2 separate regions of the Mus musculus genome follow, and region 1 is linked to region 2. The links are chromatin loops, found by intact Hi-C in ENCODE. Cell type or tissue: gastrocnemius. All regions are shown on one strand. Each heading gives the region's core, and the rest is flanking DNA. Links, peaks and the distances in the headings are about the cores only.

The links. Peaks named below come from ENCODE experiments on the same cell type or tissue, not always from the same donor. Only the 100,000 strongest peaks of a DNase experiment are listed, where the experiment ranks them.
Region 1: a loop joins it to region 2, with 2.2 times the contacts of the local background. A loop is called at or near these places in 5 of 42 quality-filtered maps.

Annotation. Positions count from the first base shown.
Region 1 is chr7:105,576,094-105,585,906 of GRCm38, forward strand. It overlaps Apbb1 (amyloid beta (A4) precursor protein-binding, family B, member 1), which reads right to left and starts at 5,398. Exons shown (of 15, transcript NM_001253885.1): 1 at 5,042-5,398. In gastrocnemius, for the core only: a CTCF peak has its summit at 5,434; DNase peaks (open chromatin) are centred at 4,716, 5,184 and 5,441; H3K4me3 peaks cover 1,905 bases; H3K27ac peaks cover 1,580 bases.
Region 2 is chr7:105,633,839-105,643,651 of GRCm38, forward strand. Arfip2 (ADP-ribosylation factor interacting protein 2) reads right to left here and starts at 6,578. Exons shown (of 8, transcript NM_029802.4): 1 at 6,407-6,578; 2 at 5,487-5,627; 3 at 5,171-5,267; 4 at 4,371-4,489; 5 at 3,981-4,202; 6 at 3,283-3,440; 7 at 2,973-3,147; 8 at 363-2,555. The coding sequence starts at 5,585. The coding sequence ends at 2,400. It overlaps Timm10b (translocase of inner mitochondrial membrane 10B), which reads left to right and starts at 6,607. Exons shown (of 3, transcript NM_019502.3): 1 at 6,607-6,784; 2 at 6,924-7,019; 3 at 7,190-8,008. The coding sequence starts at 6,755. The coding sequence ends at 7,366. It overlaps Gm22504 (a small nucleolar RNA gene), which reads right to left and starts at 8,638; the gene lies at 8,500-8,638. In gastrocnemius, for the core only: no CTCF peak of the experiment used is centred there; DNase peaks (open chromatin) are centred at 5,645, 6,571 and 7,241; H3K4me3 peaks cover 2,457 bases; H3K27ac peaks cover 2,437 bases.

The DNA.
Region 1 (9,813 bases), core at 2,907-7,906, 58 kb before region 2:
TTCTTCAGGCTTAGCCAGGGATCCTGAGACAGAAGCCACTATCTGCATTTTTACCATTTCTAGCACCTGGGAATCTAGCACAATGCTCTGAATAGTTGTATAAAATAAATGAAATAAGGTTTCTGTCCATGTGTCTGCTTCACCTTCATGTTTAACTAACTGCTGATCTGATCAGGGTGGTTCCACCTGGGCTGTGAGGAAACTCATGGTCACTGGAATAAACGAAGGGGAAAAAATAGGCAGTTCGGTCTCCACCCAGAACCACAGTGATTTTCCAAAAATGGAAACCAGATTGTGTCACTCCCCGCTTGACAAAATTAAAGGGCTCACCACTGCCTTTAGGATAAAGGCTGAGCTCAGTTTACAGGATACCTGAGAGGCCACTGCAGCCAAACCTAGCACCTCTCAAGCCATCCCTCCCTCCCTCTCACACCTTATACTCAGCCACATGAAGTATGGGAGGTTCTGGAACACATCAAACAAAGCCTAAGTCTTTGTTTACATTGTTCCCTCAGCCTGGAATCCACCCCTTCTTGTAAGAACCTCCTCCTTGTATTTCAAACCTTCCCTCAGCTCTCAGGGCTCCTAAGCAATCTTCCCTGGACTTTCTTTACCCTCCAATGACCACTCCCTTGTCTGTGCTCCATAACACCTAGCGTCACATGCTATCAGAAAATATGAAACTCTGTCTGACTCAGTATTACAATATCGGCATAAAGGGGAACATGTTGTGTGTCTGCCAGAGTGGCCACTGTAAAGAAGGATAGGACGGATGATGGGGGCAGACACTGGAGAACTAGGTACCTGGGAGCTTGGCACTGGCTGGGAACAGATACCCAGGAAGCTTGTCCTGTCACCTTAGGCTAGAGTGGATGAAGGTGGTCTTAAGGAAGGAGCTAGAGAATGATGAAGGGGGCCTGACCGGGAAGATGGGACAGAGCCTGGCCAGGTAAGGCTCCGGTCTGTGAAAAGAGGGAGAAAAAGAATGAAACCCGAAGTCCTGGCTCACTGACTGTTCAATGGCAGCATCTCACAGAGACCCCATGCCTCTGACAGCTCACAGGATATCAGGAATGATGAACTCTCTGAGGCAATGGTGGAGAAAAGCCATGTTTCTAAGTCAGGCTGGGACTGGCTTTCATAACACTAGGAAATGTACCTGAAGAGAACACAGGTTCTGTGTCACTGGGTGCGTGAAGAGCCAGGTTGACTTTAGGGCAGCCCTGACCATCAGGACACCAGAGAAGAAGGCAATTTTAGATTAGATTGGGTAAGTTTGTTGCAAGTGCCGAGACATAGCCGTCTAGCCTGAGGCAATGTGGCCACCACCCTGACTTTTTGAAGCCAAAAAGATAACCAGGTACATAGTTTCTTGAAAAAAGAATAATCCAATCTCTCCTCTCTCACTGGGGTTATCTATACTTGGGACATCTCAGAGGATAAAAAGGTGCCAACATGGTTCATAACATGAGTGATCTTGCCAAAAAGCCAGATGACCGAGCTCAATCCTCAGGAACCACACGGTGGAAGGCAAAAATGAACTCCATAAATTGTCTTTTGACCTCCATACCTTTATATCTTCACTGTGGCTCCTGCATACCTACACCCCTCTCCTCCACAAAGATAAATGTACAGCACGAAGCTAAGTCGGGCCTTGGGTAGAGACTAAGGAGGAACCCACAAAGCCTGAAAAGGCTAACATCACACCATAGGTCAATGAGCTGAGTCCTGTCCAAAGCCAGGAGTCTTCCAACCTGACAGCCTACAAGATGCCAGGCACTGCACTAAACATGGTCAAGGGTATCAACAATAGAAAATGGTTCCTCCCCTGGAGGAAGTCATACTCTTGGGAGTCACTGCACAACTCCTTACTGTATAGTAGGACACCAATCTCTAGGACAATTCCTAGTATCTATAAGTACTTTCTTCTTTTTTTTTTAATTTACATTTTATTTACATTTATTTTTTATTTACATTTATTATTTTGTGTGGGGGCACACCTTCACTATAGCACAAGTGTGAGAACAACTGAAGAGAGTCTGTTCTCTCTCCACCACGTGGGGCCTGAAGACTGAACTCAGGTCATCAGGTTTGATACTAAGCATCTTCGTCTGCTGACATCATCGCACCTGCCCACCAAAAGGCACTTTTCATTGGTGGAATAAATCAGTTACTGTGATAGAGAAAGAATACCACATGACTAGACCCTTGGCTTTCTGCAGCTCTAGGAGCGAAGCCTGCTTGCACATCAATCTCCTGGACCACCCCTCAATTCTCCCAGTCTCTCAATTTCCTTTCCAATTCCTGGAAGAAAGGGAAGTCACTAATTGGGGAACATCCTCAAACCCCAAACGGGATGAATCTGTTCTTTCTCTTTTTGTCTAAAACCAAGTGTTTCGCCTACTACTTAGATGTAAGAGCAAAGTGTTTCTTGGCCTGACCTTCCCTTAAGCTCCTTAGGGCCTCTTTCTCTCCACACTCACTACAGCCATTTCCTCTCTTCCCTTTTGGCTTTTTTAACTCTGCTTCCATTCTCAGTAAGACTTGGTAACAGCATCTACTAAGGTCCAGATGGCCCCCCTGGCATTTAATAGATGTCTGGCCAGCATGTGTACTTTCAGCAGAATTTAGCCTCAGGAGCCCCTTGTCCAGTGTGCATTCATAGCTTCCATGATCTACATTCCTGGATTTCTTTCCATGAATCTGGCTACCCGTTTGTTTGGGGTTTTGTTTTGTTTGCCTGCTTGTTAAGACTTCCTTGCTGGCTCATCTTCCTCCCAGCCATTAGAGGCTGGGTTTCCCACAGCGTTGACTTATACCCTTTTCTCTTCCTTGGCCTGTGTTCGGTAGAAGTATTCATTCATGCCCCCAGACCCAGTTACCATCTATACAACGATGATTTCCAAACTTGAAGTTCCCTCATCGGAACTCCAGACATGAACTTTCAACTCCCTACCCAACAACTCCATCTAGCTGTCCCAGAAGCCTCTCAAACTAATACATTCGTTCATGTTTCTCATTCCTACCATCCTATCTCATTCTCTTTCAGGATCCGAGACCACGGGATACAGTGCACCTGTTCTGTCCTCTGTTGTATGATCCTAGAGATACATGTGCGGCCCTTGCTGTCCACTCCCAGACAACGATCACATTCTGAGAAAATATTCTGGACTTATCCACTCTGTACCTAACAACTAACACTCATAGTCTGCACCAAAGTCAATGATCTTATGGTCAAAATCCGTAGCATTGTCTAAACTGCCCTGTTATCCCAACCATGGCCCTCACCCTCTGGCCCCAACTCTTGTCATTGACCTGCCCAGCCTAAGCTGCTTTCTTTGATTCCTGGAAGGCATAAGCATGGTCTGAGCCTCATTTTCCCAACTCTCCCTTTACATTCTAGTTCAAGCTGAATACTCCTAAGAGCATCTTCCCTTGGCCCCTTCTCGCTTAGCCACCCTGACAGCCTAGATTCTGTTCTTCGGATCTTTCAGCGCACCATGCATCTTCCTTCATGATGCTGACTATCTTTACAATGTCATTCTTATTTGACTTCCTGCAAAGACATCACTTCTCTGTGGACGTGAACCCAGTCTATTCTGTTTTCTTATGACATCTTTAGTACCTCTCGCGGTGCCTTGTAAATATTAGGTGCTCAAATCCTATTTGTTAAATGAATAAATGATTGGATGCATTTTTAAAACGACCATTATGAGTGCTGTGTAACTAAGAGGGAATAAACAAGAGCAGTCAGGGGGGCTGTCTTCACTAAGTGTGACAGCAATTGAGCTCCAGTGACATTAGCAGACCTGAGAAATATTGAAGTCGTGGGCATGACAGAGCTTGGTGAGATCTGATGTCGAGAGGTGAGGGTGAATGTTGCTCAGACCCCACCTCACTGTGACCATAACCTGAACTGAATGGACAGATGTCATTGAGAGAGGCTGAAGGAACAACAGACATGTAAGTGAGGTATGAGGGGAACAAGAGATGTTAATTAATTCACCTTGAAATCTGTAGGTTTGGAATTCCTGTTGAACTGTTCAAAAGGATGTCAGAGGACAGTTGAGTATATATGAGTTTGCATTTCAGCAGTGGTCTGGGCCAGACAAATAAATTTGGGACTCAGCAGCTTATATATGAAATTTAAAGAGTTAGACATGCAAGAAATGGTCAAGGGAAAAGGTCAGAGTGAAAGAACGCAGCTCAGGCCAGAATAGCATCACATATGCAGAGACGAGACAAGAGAACACTTCAAAGCAATAGACAGTGCCTAGGAGGAAAACCAGGAAAAAAAATGCTTCAAGGAGACTGACACATACTCAGTGGTAATGGGCTCACAGCCGCCAAGTGTCCATTGGAGTTACAAGGAGGGCTCCAGTGACCTTGCTCAGAAGCTTCGGTGGATGTCAGAGACAGAATGGAGTGGATTTTTAAAATGAATGGGAAATTAGGGGCTCAGAATGCAACCTACAAACAGGACTCGGAAGAGGCTGGAAATAACATCTGAATTGGAGAGGGAAAACTGCTCCTAAGGAGCACTCTAGTCGCTGCTAGGCCTCTCTGTCAGGCTGAGATGGGAACCCCGCCGGTCCCAGGGCACACCCCTCGGTCGCTGAGGACAACAGAATGCAGCTTGACAGATCCCAAGCCTGGGGCTCTAGTCTGGAATCGCACGGCCTGGCTCCTACCCGGATCCAAGTCCCCTTCCCAGCATTAGACGTCCCCTCCCCCACTCTTCTATCGCCCCTCGCTCTCCCCCCCCCCCCCCCGCTCACCCCCTCCTCCCCGCCCCCGCCGGGCATCCTAGAGGATCAAGAAGCAAAGCTTTGGGGAGCGGTCGGTGTTAGGACCAAAGTGATCCTGCGGAGGGTGATTTTGCAGGCCCGCGGTAGGAAGGCGGCGAAGGGAGTTGGGTGGGGGGTAATCAGGCCTGGCTTGGAGACCTGGACTTCTGAGAAGAAGAGGCTGCAAGGGTTAAGGGCTGCTGAGGCTGGGGATCCTGCTCCCGGGGCTGGGCTGGAGACGGAGCAGCACCTACCTGCGCGGCGAGGCCCCAGGCCCAGGTGGCGAAGGTAGCTCAAGCTGCAAGGCTCCCGCAACACCGCAGCTTCTCCATCACAACATCCCCCGCCCAGGAGCGCGCAGGCCGCGAGGCCGCGCCCCGAGCGGCGGAGCCGCGCACGGGAGGGGGAGGGGCGCCATCTTGGCCGGGGCGGGGCGCGCGAGCGAGTGCGAGCCGCACTGGCTGCAGCTGCCCCAGCCGCACCCTGCAGACCCTTGACCCTCGCAAGCCCTGCGTCCCAGGCCTCCTGTCTATCCCCGCACGGCTGCACCCAACTCCCAGGACCCTGCCCAGCTCTCCCCTTCCATGCCACCGTGGACTCACCTCCGCGTCGGTCCTGCACCGACGCCGGGAGACGCGCCTAGAGCACGGAGTCTGATCCGCTAGGGAGGGGGGAAGGAGGAGGGTGGAGAGAGACACGGGTGCTGGGACCGTGGCTGCGCCTCAAGAGGCTGGCAGCCGGCTGCTCTCTGGCTCTTGTGGTAGCACTCCCTGACGTCCTGTGGATAATAATAGCGCGTATTTATTGACCGCTTACTCTGTACCAGGCTCTATGTTCAACCATTTGCTTGCATTCATCCTCAAACCAGCGCTGTGCAATTCCCACAATTGTTGTTCTCGGGATTTGAGAGGCAGGTGCTGACATTCTGAAGGGTAACACGACTTGCCCTCAGTAACAGAGTAAGTGGTTAAACTAAACCAGAACTGAGATATTTCTTACACTCTACCCGTGCCTCTGAATATAAAGCTATGACACAGCGTCCCCCACCCCGCCTCCCCCCCCCCCACTGCACTCCAGGGTAGAAATTAACTCTAGGAAAGGACCAAATGGAGAACTGAGTGGAAATTAAACAGAAATGCTGTACTTGGCTATTTTCCTGTTCACTGCAGGCCCTGGATAGACAATGAGGCAAATCTTAATGGTCAGATCCCTGACATCAAGGGCAAAGAGGGGCAGAAACCCCAAAAGCATTGTCCCCTGAGCTGTGGGCTCGGTGGGCTCTGAACATACTGAAAAACTGATTGGAGATGCATCTAAGTCTAACAGTGCCCAAATCTAAATTTGTTATTTCATCTTATGTTCATCTTCTAAAGAATTTCCCTGACGTGGAAAAGTACACACACACACACACACACACACACACATACTCTTAATGCAGGGTCACTTTATCAATCTCTGGCTTGTTCAAAGCAAGTACTCCAAAGTACTTTGAATATACTTTCATTTATCCCTGGGTAAATATGAATGTTTTAAATTTTTGTTATAGACATTTGCACTTATGTGCAAAAGTGGAGCAGTGTAACAAAACTCCCTATGTCCATCACTCATCTTGTACAGTTACTGACTTGTGGCTAAGAATCCATTGTAATCTGACAAGCACCTAGGAAATACAAACCATGTTGGATCCCAAGCCGGACATAAAGATCCCCAAAAGAATCTGGTTCAGCTGCATCCCACCTGGAAGACACGCACCTGACCTGGATCCTTGAGAAATGAGCACGTGTTACCTAGAAGGACATTCATTCATTCACTCACTCACTCTCAGCAAATAGGTGTATGGTATGACACACTGTCCTTGGTGCTAACACCCAGAAAGCAAAAGAGAGTTCCTGCTTTCATTCAGCTTACAGATTAAAAGAGGGAAGAGACACCACATAGGTAATTAAAATTATGGTGTCTTAAGGAAAAGACACGGGACACTGTGTGTGTCAGGTTATTCTGGCCCAGGAGATTTGGAAGGCTCCCACAGGAAGTAAAGTTTAAGTGTGAGGACAGGATGACATAGAGGTCACACAGAAGAGTAGAAAATTACTCAAAGTAGCAGGAGTACAGGAGGAGTGTGAAGATTGCTGTAGTTTAAAGATGGCCACCCAAACTCACGGTGAGTCGAGAGGGCCATAACCAAGGCCAGCCTGAACCCCAGAAGTCTGCCTCAACCCCTCCCACCCACCCTGGCCCCCCGGAAGTCGTGAAGGTTCAGCTTTTATGGGTGAATTTGTTCGTTCGTGGTTTAATGTATTATAGGGTTGTGTGGAGAACAGGTCTAGTATAAAAGCTAGTTTGTCTGTGTCTTTTTTTTAGCACGTCCCTCTTCTTACCATAGAGATGACCCTGTGCTATCTTAGACCCCCACAGAATCCTAACATCAAGTTGAACCTCACAAAGTGTTCACCTTGATCTTGGACATCCCAGATTCTAGAAATATCAGTAAATACCCTGTCTGTGGTACTTAGTTGTAACCTCAGAAAACAGACTAAGGCAAGTGTGGTGGTACATAAAAATGACAGAGAAGATAGAATAGTGTCAAATCAAGTTGAGCCTTCTATAGTCAGTTCTGAACGTTAAGTAGAAAATCATCAGAGGGCTGGAGAGATGGCTGAGTGGTTAAGAGCACCAACTGCTCTTCCAGAGGTCCTGAGTTTAATTCCCAGCAACCACATGGTGGCTCATAACCATGTGTAATAGGATCTGATGCCCTCTTCTATCTAGTGTGTCTGGAGAGAGCAATGGTGTACGCATATACATAAAATAAATAAATAAATCTTATATATATATAAAAGAAAGTCATCAGAGTGTGGATGTTGAGAAGGGTGGAGATCAATTAGGAGGTAATTAAGGTAGCTAAGGTGGGATGTGATGACTAAGACCTATACCAGCAGGATTAAGAATGGAGAACATTGCATAGACTCAATAAATTCAAGAGACAGAATAAACAGAAATTTAGTGATCAGTTAATTAACTGGGCATTGGCTTGAGGACATGGCAGAAAATAACTTCTAGATTTTTTGCTTTGACCAGTGAGAAAAGTCAGAGATACCACTCACCTAAAATGGCCCACCAAAATTTTTCAAATCTCATTGAACAAGGGGCTGAGGTATTCAGGAAATATTTATAGATAATCACAAACTTGGACAATCTGGCAAGAATGATGAGCATACATTAGTTATTTTTCTTTCTTTCTCTTTCTCTTTCACTTTCTTTTCTTTTTTTGTTTGTTTATTTTCAAGACAGAAATTCTTTGTTTAGCCCTGTATGTCCTATAAGTTGCTCTGTAGACCAGGCTGGCCTCAAACTCACAAAGACTCACTGCCTCTGCCTTGAGAGTGCTGGGATTCAAGGCATACATCACCACCACCACAACCCACATTAGTTACTTTTCTGTTGCTCTGATAAAACACGACGACTAAGGCAATTTATAGAAGGAAGAGTTTATTTGGGGCTTACAGTTCCAGGGGGATGGAAGCTCATCACTACCACGGCAGCAGGCAGGAAGGTATGGCACAATCACAAGGCAGAGAATTAACAGAAATGTATCAAGTCTTAAAACCTCAAAGTGTGCCGAGCAGTGGTGGCACATGTCTTTAATTCCAGCACTTGGGAAGCAGAAGCAGGCGGATTTCTGAGTTCGAGGCCAGCCTGGTCTACAGAGTGAGTTCCAGGACAGCCAGGGCTATGCAGAGAAACCCTGTCTCAAAAAACCAAAACAAAACAAAAAGACCTCAAGTGTGTCCCACTGATTCACTTCCTATAATAAAGCCACACCTCCTTATCCTTCCCATGCAGTTCCACCAACTGGGGACCAAGTGTTCAATTTTATGAGCCTTATGGGGTGGCAGAGAGGCATTCTCATTTAAACTTCCATAGTCTAATTAGCTAGAGTATAAGACAAGAAAAAGATGCATACTTCATACAGGTAGTGTTCTGGTGTGTTAGATTTATACAGTCTTCCTGAATTCCTTACCTACTCCTAGGCTTACAAAACCTTCTGACCTACACAGAATCAGTATGCATCCACACTCTCCCTTTCTCTGCTCTTCTCTCTCATCCTATTAGGGGTTTTGTTTGTTTGCTTTGTTTTGTTGTTGTTGTTTTCCAAGAAAGGATTTCTCTGTGTAGCTGCCATGTAGACTAGGCCAGCCTCAGCCTCACAAAGATCTACCTGCAGCTGCTTCCCAAATTCTGGGGTTAAAGGCATGCATCACCATTGCTCAGTGAAATGTTGATTTTATATTATACTTTTTCTTTAAAAATATACTTTTTTTTAAATTTGAGGTAATAAACTCTCGTACTACTGGGTGGTAGCATTTATTTAAAAAATCTATAGAATAAAATATTCTTGTGGAGGTGGAATTCAGAAACCAGATTCCAGACCTGGCAAGAACTTCCTTAAAACACTTCAATAGAACTATCCTAGCCAGGTGGTGGTGGTGCACACCTTTAATGCAGCATTCAGGAGGCAGTGCCAGGAGGATCTCTATGAGTTGTAGGCTAGCCTGGTCTACAGAGTGAGTTCCAGGACAGCCAGGACTACGCAGAGAAACCCTGTCTCGAAAAGCCAAAACCAACCAAACAAAAAGAAATCCTAACCCACAACAGCACTAAGGTAAAAAGACAAAGGCCTGAGACCTGAACTTGAGAAATGCCAGGGCTTGGAGAGCCAGCAAGGGAAAGAACAGGACAGGAAAGGAAAAGAAGCCAAGAAGAAACTTGAGAGTAAGAGAGGAATTGAGAGAAAGTAACATCATGGATAAGATCCAAGGGAAGGAATTCAAGGACTATTAAATGGTCGACAGCATCAACCACTGCAAAGATTTCCAATAAGGTCAAAGCAAAAACAGCATTCTTTGAATTCAGCATGATGAAGGTCGTGAACCCCCATAGTCTGATCCACATCAGCAGAAAACTGAGGTTCCCAGAGTGATGAACTGAGCAAACAGAAAGTAGGTAGGTAAGTAAATGAAGGCCC
Region 2 (9,813 bases), core at 2,888-7,887:
AGTGGCACTTGATGCCTTCAAGTAAAAGCAGCTAGAACCAGCTTTAGTACTCCGAGAGTCCGTTCCTGCTGCTTCTGGTCGCTCCTTCCTGGGCTTTCCCGGAGGCTCCTGTGAAATCTGCTAGTTTGGTTTCCACTGAGCAAGAGGGAGGGGGACCACCTGTACCTCAACCCAGAACTCTAGGAGAAGGGGTTTGCAGGCCAAGTGGGAGACTTCTTTTCGGTTTTAGGTTCCTCAGGTGCCGCCTGAGGAAATTTGGTTTAGACCATCCAGCGCGACTCCTTCCTTACACCAAAGACCCAGAGCAATTCTCAGAATCATTGCATTATGGAAAAACAGCCTAGGTACAATACAATAAAAACTGTACATTAACAGGGACTGAGTGTTTATTACGTGCCAGACAGAGCTAATCACTTTACATACATTATCTCATTTAATACGCATAACCGTAATCGGTAGCTGCTTTTATTAGCAGCTTTACAACGGAAGGAGCGGAGCGAGCTTATGTTCCCCAGGCATTAATCCTAATCAGCTAGAAAATGGTGGAGCCATGTTTGGGCTCTGCTTTCAGGTTCTGTCTCCAACCATTTGAAGATTCAATGCCCTTACAACAAAAATCCTCAGTGGCCCATAAAGTAGGGGGCTAATAAGAGAACCAGCACCTCTAATAATCAAGGCAGACAGCTGACTACATAAAGGCTAATTAAAGCCCCAGAAGCCTGGCTGGGGATTGCAGTTATCACTGACAAAGAGTCAAGTCAGAGTGGTGTGCACCCTGTGCTGTGGGAACCTGCTGACTGGGTTGGTCCCCTTTCTCCACCCTCTAGAGGGGACAGAATGCTGAAGAAGTCTGCAGTTGTCTTTGGACCTGTAGTTGACCGCACTCAAGCCCTGTCTAAAGTGCTGCTGGGAGTTTTCTTGTGATTTCTTATACAATTAAGGTTTGACTTCAACAAGAGCAGTGCAGGTTGCAGCAGGTGCGGTGAGAATGCCTTTATCTCTGCGGTAGCTACTCACTGGATGTGAAGGAGCTCAGGCAGGGTTCATGCTTAGAGTGACAAGCAAGGGTCACTAGGCTACCCAATAGTCCAGGAAGTATGTTCTCTACACTTCGCTTCTCCCGTGCTGCCAGACCTCTAAGAGGTTTCTTAGTTCCATTTCTCCAAAGATCAAGTCTGCCTCTTGTCTCTCACCCACTTAATTTTTCATTCTGGACTGAATTCTTATTCAGACTTTATGAGCATTGGCCTTTCTTCCTCAGCTGTTCGCTACTTACTTTTCAGATCTCAGCTTTTAAACTGGCATCGCCATCCCTACCTCAGTCTAAGCTAGATGCCCCTTATCTGGTGCTCCCACTGCATCTTGTATCCTAGCATTTCTCATTGTATTGTAGTTGCCTGGTTACTTGTCTCTATCCCCCACTAGGCCTTAAGCACTGTGAGCAGGGACTGCGTTTTATTCACTGATGTTTCCCCAGGGCCTAACGCAGTGCCTGGCAAATAAAAGCACTCAGTAAACATCGGCTGTATGATTGAATGCATGATGGTTAGCCGGCCCAACCCCCTCTGGACCCTATGCTCTTCAGACACATAGATTGCCTTGGTGCTAACGGGAAGAGAAAAATAAAGCGTTGGCTCTGAAAGTGAGGGGCATCAGGCCTTCGGCAGCTTCTCAAACTTAGCTGCAGCTCTTCTGAATTCATAGGAACTGAATGCAAGATTACTGGGCATTTCTTACCAATCCACCCTCCTCTAGTCCCCCACAAATTGACCTCACTGGGCCTGCTTTTATGAAAGGTTTATTCCTAGTGCTAGAACCCAGTCTTCTGGGGTTCTAAGCACAGTTCAACTGGGTGGGTGGATGAGGGGAGGGCCCATTCAGATGCAGGGCCACAAATGCAGCTCCCCATTATCCCCACCCCTTTGGTCCCAGTCCCCTTCTCTGCAATGGACACACATTGAGGAGGGAACAAAGGGTACTGGAGGCAACACTATTGGCCCAGAGGAGCCCAAGAAGAGCTGCCATTGGCTGACAGAACCTTTTGAGGTCCTGTCTTTGGTCAGGGGCACATCCCAAGAGCTGGGGATAGGCCTGAGGAGTGATGCCATTGGCCAGGGAGTGTTTTGTCATAGCCTTTGGCTGTGGAGTGAAAGGAAAAGATCTGGGAATGAAGCCCAGTGGCCAGGAAGATAAAGGGCAGGACAGCAGCTTCTGGGCCTACGGGCCTACGGGCCTCTTCAGACCACAGCAGTGGGCAAAACTGGTGTCAGACCCCAGTCAGAAAAAACGAGCCCAAGCCAGCAAGTAAGTGGCAAAGGACATCCCATGTCCAATCTCCTCCACCCTGGGGCTGCCCCGCCCAGTGTCCTTCTTGATAGCCAAGTTGGGCTGGGAGCTGCTCACTGCTCCTCTAACCAGGAAGGCTTCTCGGCTCCTGGAGGCCGCAGCTTGATGTTGAACTGCTGAAGAGTCTGCTCCAGCTGTTTCTGGTTCCCAGCGAAGTAGGCAGACACGGCATTGTGGAAGAGCAGCAGCTGCTTGTGCATCACCTTGATCTGGGGGCCCAGCAGGGTCAGCTAAGGCTAGACTCAGGCACCCTCAGGGAGGGGCTACAAGCCTAAGCCCAGACACAGTCCAGAGCAAATAGACTCTGCTGACAGTGTTTTGGGGTAGGGAGTTTTCAAGAAGTCAAAAGAGAAGGGGCAATATGAAGAAAGAAACCTGACTTAATCTGCTGGGTTTAGGGTTCTGGAACCCCAGCCAAGGGGCAATGTTTTTTTCAGTTATGCTACTGGGACTAGAAGCCAGTGATGAGGAGGGTGAACTGAAAGTGCTCAGGTTTCAAGGGGCTAGGGGAACAACCCACTCCCTAGCCAGGGGCAGCTCCGCACCCAACAATCAGAAGGGTCTGAAGGGATAGGTACTGTGTCTTAGGACTTAGGTGACTTAGGACCAAGGGAGTAGGGCAGCACCTTGTTTTCTTCCAGGAACTTCAGCTTGATGGCCACATCTCCCCGCAGCTTCTCATATTTGTCCCGATGGGTCTGGAAAGTGGCCTGGGCACTCTCAAGTCGACCACGAGTCCCTGCATCCCGGGGCCCTAGGCTCAGCTCTTCTAAGTCTGTCCGGTAGGCATCATATTCCAGCCTGGGAAGGGGGTGATAAAGGCTGGTCTCCACCTCTTCATCCACACTCATATTTCCTTTCCTTTCTGAATCTGTATGCCCCTAATGTTTGCATTTTCACCCATGCCAGCCAACTTCCCAAACCGTGGGCCCACACCTGGCAGCCTCATACTGTTTGACAGTCATGAGTGTGTCTTCCATGGTCTTGGTGACCAGTGTGTTGATGCTAGAGACAAAGAAGTTCACAGCCCCTAGCAGCGTCTCCCCATTCTTGCACAGCAGCTTTTGTGTCTCTGCATTATAGCCAAATTCCTCCTAAGGGCAGAAGGGAGGCACAGGCATTGAGTAACACTCCTTACCTGACTGCAGCTGTAGAGCCCTTCATATCCCTCCATCCCAAAGAAGAAACAGCCATCAAAACTACAACAACCAGACTGCCTCTAGCAAGGCTCTCTTAGCCACAAAGTTAGTAGGGTCCCTTGGCGATGCCTGAGGTAAGAGTGTGGGGAGTACGAGTTCTTAGGTGAGTTTACAAGACAGAACACGGAGAGCTAGTGCAGCAGGCAGGGAGGGAATCTGATTAGGCCAAGCACCAAAGGCATTCTTGATGATGTGGAGACAGGTTACTTATGAGGTACTGGTGAGCCCTCTCCCACAACCCTTCCAACTTCTGGGCCTCTGTACAAACCCTTAGGCTGCCTCCATAGGTGAGTGATGCTGGGGGCAGGACTGGGCGCACCCCAGAGGGGTTCTCCCTGGGGGCTGCAGGAGGGAGGGAGGGAGGGAGGCTGAGGAAAGCCTGCCTGGAAGGACCAGGGCCCAGTACCCCCACCCTCTTTGTTTTGGCTGAGGCACCTGAAGCTCTGGGGACTTCTGGCTGAGGTCAGCAAAGGCATCACCTAGTGCATGCTGGGTCTGCAACAGGCTGTAGAGGTGGGCTGTCAGTGCCCGGCCCAGCTGCAGGACACTTTCATACTTGCGCTTCGTCTCACGCAGCAACTCAATCTGCAGCTCTAGCTCCAGATCCACAGTCCGGGAGCCTCGGCCAAATCTCTCTGATAACAGCTGCTTTGTGCACTGATTGGAAGGGGGGGGGGGTGAGGTCAGAAATCTAAACTCCACCCCAACAATGAACTACTCCAGCACCCCCGTTCTCTTAGTCATAGCAAAGACTACACAGTAAGACCTGGGGAAAGGGAAAAGGTCCCCACGGAGAATTTCTGAGGAGAAGCACTTGAATCTTACCTTATATGTGTTGATGCCCCATTTCTTGACGATGTCAAACTTTTCTCCAGCGATGCCCCGGGCCACCTCGTCACCAGGGCCAGAGGGTGACGTGCTGTGAGATGGATGTCGGCCAGACCCTAAAGGACCAAGTTCTCTGACACCAGTTTCTCTTAGATAAAACCATACACTTCTGTGGCTCACTCCTCCCCCCCACCCCCCCAAACACACGAAATGACCTCTCTGAAGAAGGACTATCTAGACAGACAACTGCATTCTTCTGGTCACTAGGGGGAACAAGGACTCATGTCCTGACAACCAAATCAATTCAATGTATGTATCTGGCATTCTTGGAGTAGGGTAGGAGTGTTGTTGGTGTACGAGATAAGCGGGAATAGAAGCAAACATGACATGTGCGATTGGCAGGATCAAAGATGGTGAACACAGAAAAACAGAGAAGTTGGCTTATATTTCTAGGTAGAATTCTAGCCAGTAAAAGAGTCTAAAATGAAACTCTGAGAAGCCTCACAAAGCTCCAAACTGGCCTTAAGCTCCTGAGTGCTCATAACCTTAAGGTCTTAACTTGGCTCAGATGGTGGCGGCAAGGAGGAGAAGACGAGTGAGATTATCTTCGAGACTGACTGGCCAGTGGGAGGCAGATGGGCAACTCTGGGAGCTGGCCTGGGACTGGACTGTCTATGAACTTCACACCAGCAGTTCGCAAGCTCTCCAGTCCAGGAGTCAAGCTTTCCTGTATGTGTCTATGTGCCTGCAAACTGTCTCAACACCCCACCCCTCAAGCCTATCTCTATCATTCATACCTGTGGGGATGAGTCCGTCACCAGAGCCCCCATAGCCACCAGACACAATGCTAGTTTCATTGAGGTTGGGTCCTGACACCATCACCTGCTGGAGGTCCTATAGGTCAGAGAAGAGGGGGGCACCTCAGGAACACAGGGATGGATGAAACATTTTGGGGACGGAGACAGTGCATAGTAAAGTCTGTACAGAACCATAAAGAAGATTTGAAAAGTATGAAGGAGTTTAGTTAACTGAAGGCTACCGGGACAGGGGAAATTAAAGGTTTATAAGTCAGGAATGTATAACAAAACAATGAGAAGAATCAAACAGAAGCACCTGCTCCAGCCCATCGTCTTCAGGAAGCTGCCCAGCTTCGCCATTTCCGTGGATGGGAATCTCCATTGTGGCTGCCTTCCCTAGAATCCCGTCCGTCATGGCTAGGGAAGGGACTGGAGTCAAGGTCTCCACCCCAGCACGCTGTAAAGCCCAACACAGACAATTCTGGAAACTGGCCAGCACTCCAGAACAAGGAGGCCTTCCCTGTGTTCTCAGAGGTTTCAGGGGTTGTCTTTGGGCTTGGGTGTCCTGGGATCAGCCACCACGGCTTTCCTTGAGTTTGTGTGTTTCTTCTCTTCTGAGGACATTATCTCTACAGATGCATGCATACCAAAGCCTCGGGTGTCTTCTCATAACCCCCCTACCTCGCCTTCAGTAACCATTCATGCATTCAGTCATTCAACAACTATCTAGTGAGTGTCTATTATGAGTGAGATACTGAGGCAATGGGATTATAGCAGTGAGGACCAGAGGGGAGGTCTATGCTCTCTGGGAACTTAACCCTGCAGAGGCAATGTTTACCAGAACCCTTTCCTAGGCTCAGACTCTCACTTGCCACTCAGGCATGCTCTACAATCCTGGTCTTTCACATTCTTTGGTGTTCCTTCCCCTCTTCCTTCAGCCGGTCTGGGCTCTTCCTTTCTCCATCTCATGCACCTGACTCCCTTAGGCCCTCCCCAGCAGGCCTTGGTTGAAGCAGTTAGTGAATGTTCCTGGTGTCAGGTGAAAGGCTCTCTTTCCCAGGACACGGGCAATCCCTTCCAAAGTCAGCTGAAGCCTCCCAGATGTGAGGGGCTCCCCCCACCCCCATACACCTGGGCATCAGGTGTGTCCTCATCCTTGCCAAGGGCTCAGGGCATTTTGCCCTCAGTACAGGTTCGTGCGTTCAACTTCCCTTCGTCCAAGTATGTCCTTCTCACCTGGGCCGGGCCGCTCTTCCCCTCAGGGCGCGAGGCCCGGACCGCGCGGGGACCTCGGGTTCCAGTTCTCGTCGCGATCCTAGCAGCAGGTCAGAGATTTGGCGGAAGTGACATGCTCTCTGGGCAGAAGAAGCCGGCCACGTCGCAGAGAAAAAGGGCGGAAGTGACGTTTGCAGTTGTGGGCAGGACGAGCCTGGAGCTACGCCTTCAAGCTCTTGGGGAGTAGTGAGAGTTTACTTCCGGGGCGACTCTGAGAGCTCTAACCTCCCCCCTCCGCCCCCCCAACCCCGCGCCACCCTGCCACCCCGCCACGGGCGGAAGTGACTAGGGCTGTGCGCCCTTGGCGTGATGGAGCAGCAGCAGCAGCAACTGAGAAACGTGAGTGAGAGCGCAGTTGCTCTCTGGGTTAGACGTGCAGTTTGTTTCCAGGGGTACACGCAAGAACCCGAGGGGGAGACGGGCTGTGCATCCCGGGGAGCCTTAGCGGTGGTGAAGTCGTGGTTCCCTTTTCTCTCAGTTGCGAGACTTCCTGTTGGTCTACAATCGGATGACAGAACTGTGTTTCCAGCGCTGTGTGCCCAGCCTGCACCACCGAGCTCTGGACGCTGAGGAGGTGGAGACAGTGTGGGGGTCCCAGAGTTGACAACGTGACGTGACACCCTCCCCCAGCCCCCCATCTTCTCCCTCTTTCTTGACCTCACTCCTAGGCTGGGGACCGGGAAGGAAGGAGGCGGGCTTGACTGGACCCCTTTTAGTTTCTACTTCCCTCCGTCTTCCTTCCAGGAGGCCTGCCTGCACAGCTGTGCTGGGAAACTCATCCATTCTAACCACCGCCTCATGGCCGCTTACGTGCACCTCATGCCCGCCCTGGTCCAGCGCCGCATCGCGGACTACGAGGCTGCCTCGGCCGCGCCAGGTATTCCTGCAGAACAGACCAGAGACTCGCCATCAGGCAGCTAGCCGTCCCTGGCCCCTGGAGAGAAGGTGCTTGGATGGGCTCCTCTATGGACCTTGGGCTTATCTAAATGTGTACAGAGAGATTGAGCTTGAAAGCTGGGTGCTGTTGCTCCTTTTCTTGGAGCCAATAAACCCGTTTTTACAGTCTGGTTATTTGTCTATGGGTACCAGCCTTTATTCTGTCATCTAGTGCATGTGTACTGCCTTTAGCCCTGGAGGTTGATGTAGTGCCTTCTTATGTGTAGAAGGACAAATTCAGCATTCCCAGCACCCCAGCAAAAGCAGGGATTATGGGTAGAGCTTTAAGGTTAGTAATAGCAATGGGAAATTGGTTCCAAAAGGAGAGCTCTCAGTGGCTGTCCTTGGGACTAACTCAAGGACCTGAATATACATTGACTCATAACTAGTTTTTATTTTCAGCTGTCAAAAAGAATTGCTGTGAACCTAGGGGAAGAAGGTAAAACCAAACAACAAAAGCAGGAAGAAAACTCTACCCCCTTAGGCTTTAGCCACTGCTTCCTAGGAGGTCAGTGACAACAGAACAAAGACAAGCCTCTAAGAATTCAGGAATGTTGACCATTTCCCCAATTTACTCTCTTAGTACTTCCTGCCTTTGTGAAATTAGCAATAAAGACTTTAAACAAAGAAGTGCTTTCTTGTCTTCAGAGTCAGTCAGGAAGGCAGCATTGGTCAAACCTCAGGAAGAGAACTCGAGGGAGAGGGAGATGGTGTTAGGGAGGGATGGTTAAATGCCATCTGTGCCCCTCCTCTTCGGGTTTGACTGCTTGTCTAATCTAGTTTCAGCTCTCTACCCTGTGCCTTACACTAGTCTCACTGTAACTGCTCTGATGCCAGCTTCTCTATTCTTGTTTCATTACTCCCCACCCCCTCTTGTGGGATTCACATGTGTATTCAGGAGGAGTCCTTTCCTGGCAGCTGCCGGTTCTGTGACTTCATTCCTAGTGTGGAGATGGGGAAGGAAGGAGGATGTGGCATGTACCACCTTGTGGGGCTTCAAGGATGACAGCCTGCAGGGCAAGCGACAGCATGGGGTCTGCATTTATTACTGTTTTACAGGAGATGGAGCACAAGTACTTGTGCTTGCCAGGCAAGAACTTTTTTTTTTTTTTTTTTTTTAATGTCAGGCTATAAACCATTCTTAGTGCTCAATGGCTTCTGGACACTGAGCATAGAAAGAGCCACTTGCTCTTTGCCCCAATGTCACAGGCAGGGCTGAGCAGCTAGGCCAGGTCTGTGGTGCTGATCTAGGACAGCATCTTCAGGGCAGCAGGCAGGAACTTGTAACAACTAAGCTCCCCACTTCCTCTTCACTGCTTCCCGTAATTCCATCCCATCCCTTCCCTTCCAGTATTGCATCAGGTGACCAGCTTTCTTTTTTCTTTTTTCTTTTTTTTAAACAGAGGAATTAAATTCCTCGTCAAAACCAACTATTCACAGAGCAGATTTGCAGAGCAGATTTGCTGTCCTACCCCCCACCTATAGGTCAGAAATAGGCATCTATTTATTTATTTATTTATTTATTTATTTATTTAGAGATGTGGTCTCATGTACCCAAGGCTGACCTGGAAATTGTAACTAAAGATGACCTTGAACTCCTGGTCCTTCTGCCTCTACCTCCCAAGTGTTGGCCAGCCAAAAAGTTGAAAATCTTAGTTGATTCCATATTGAGAGGCAGATCTTGCTCCAAGGCTTGTTATACATGCCTGTAATCCTTAACAGGGCAAGAATTGTAAGTTTGGAAGCAGTCTGCACTGTTAGATCAAGACTCTACCAATAAAGTGCAGCTGGAACATTAAGCCTGATATTCTTTGCACTACAGCAGGCTGTTTCTCTAAATCGTGTCTGTTGAGTTATTTTGTATAAATTTATCATACTTACTCCTTTTAATTGTGAAACTAGGAGGTATTATTTTTCACTAGACAGGTAAAGAAGCAAGAAAGCAGACCTTAGGAGAGCCCTGTCTTACACAGTTCTTGGAAAGCAGATTTTGGTGTGTCACTTTCCTTTCTTTTCCTTTCCTTTCCCTTTTCTCTTTTCTTTTCTTTTCTTTTCTTTTCTTTTCTTTTCTTTTTTTCATTTTCCTTTTAGGTGGTTTTGCCGTGGACCCATTGGCCTTCAGCTTGTGATCCTCCTGTCTCAGCCTCCTAGATCCTGGAATTACAGACACAGGCTACAACCTGTTGCTAGATAATTCTTTAGGCATATAAAACTTGCTGACCAGGAGCTTCCTTAAAGAATGACCTGACTACAAGATTAATCTTATTCCTTGACAAGTACACATGTGAGTAGAGCAGCTTGTGAACTTGTTAGTTCCCAAAACCAGGAAGGTGGAGACCCAGGATATTGTGTGGCTGCCGAGAAAGCGCTACGTCAGCACCTGTATGTATCCTTTCAATAAACATGTGCTGTGAGTTGTCTGTGTTTCCTTT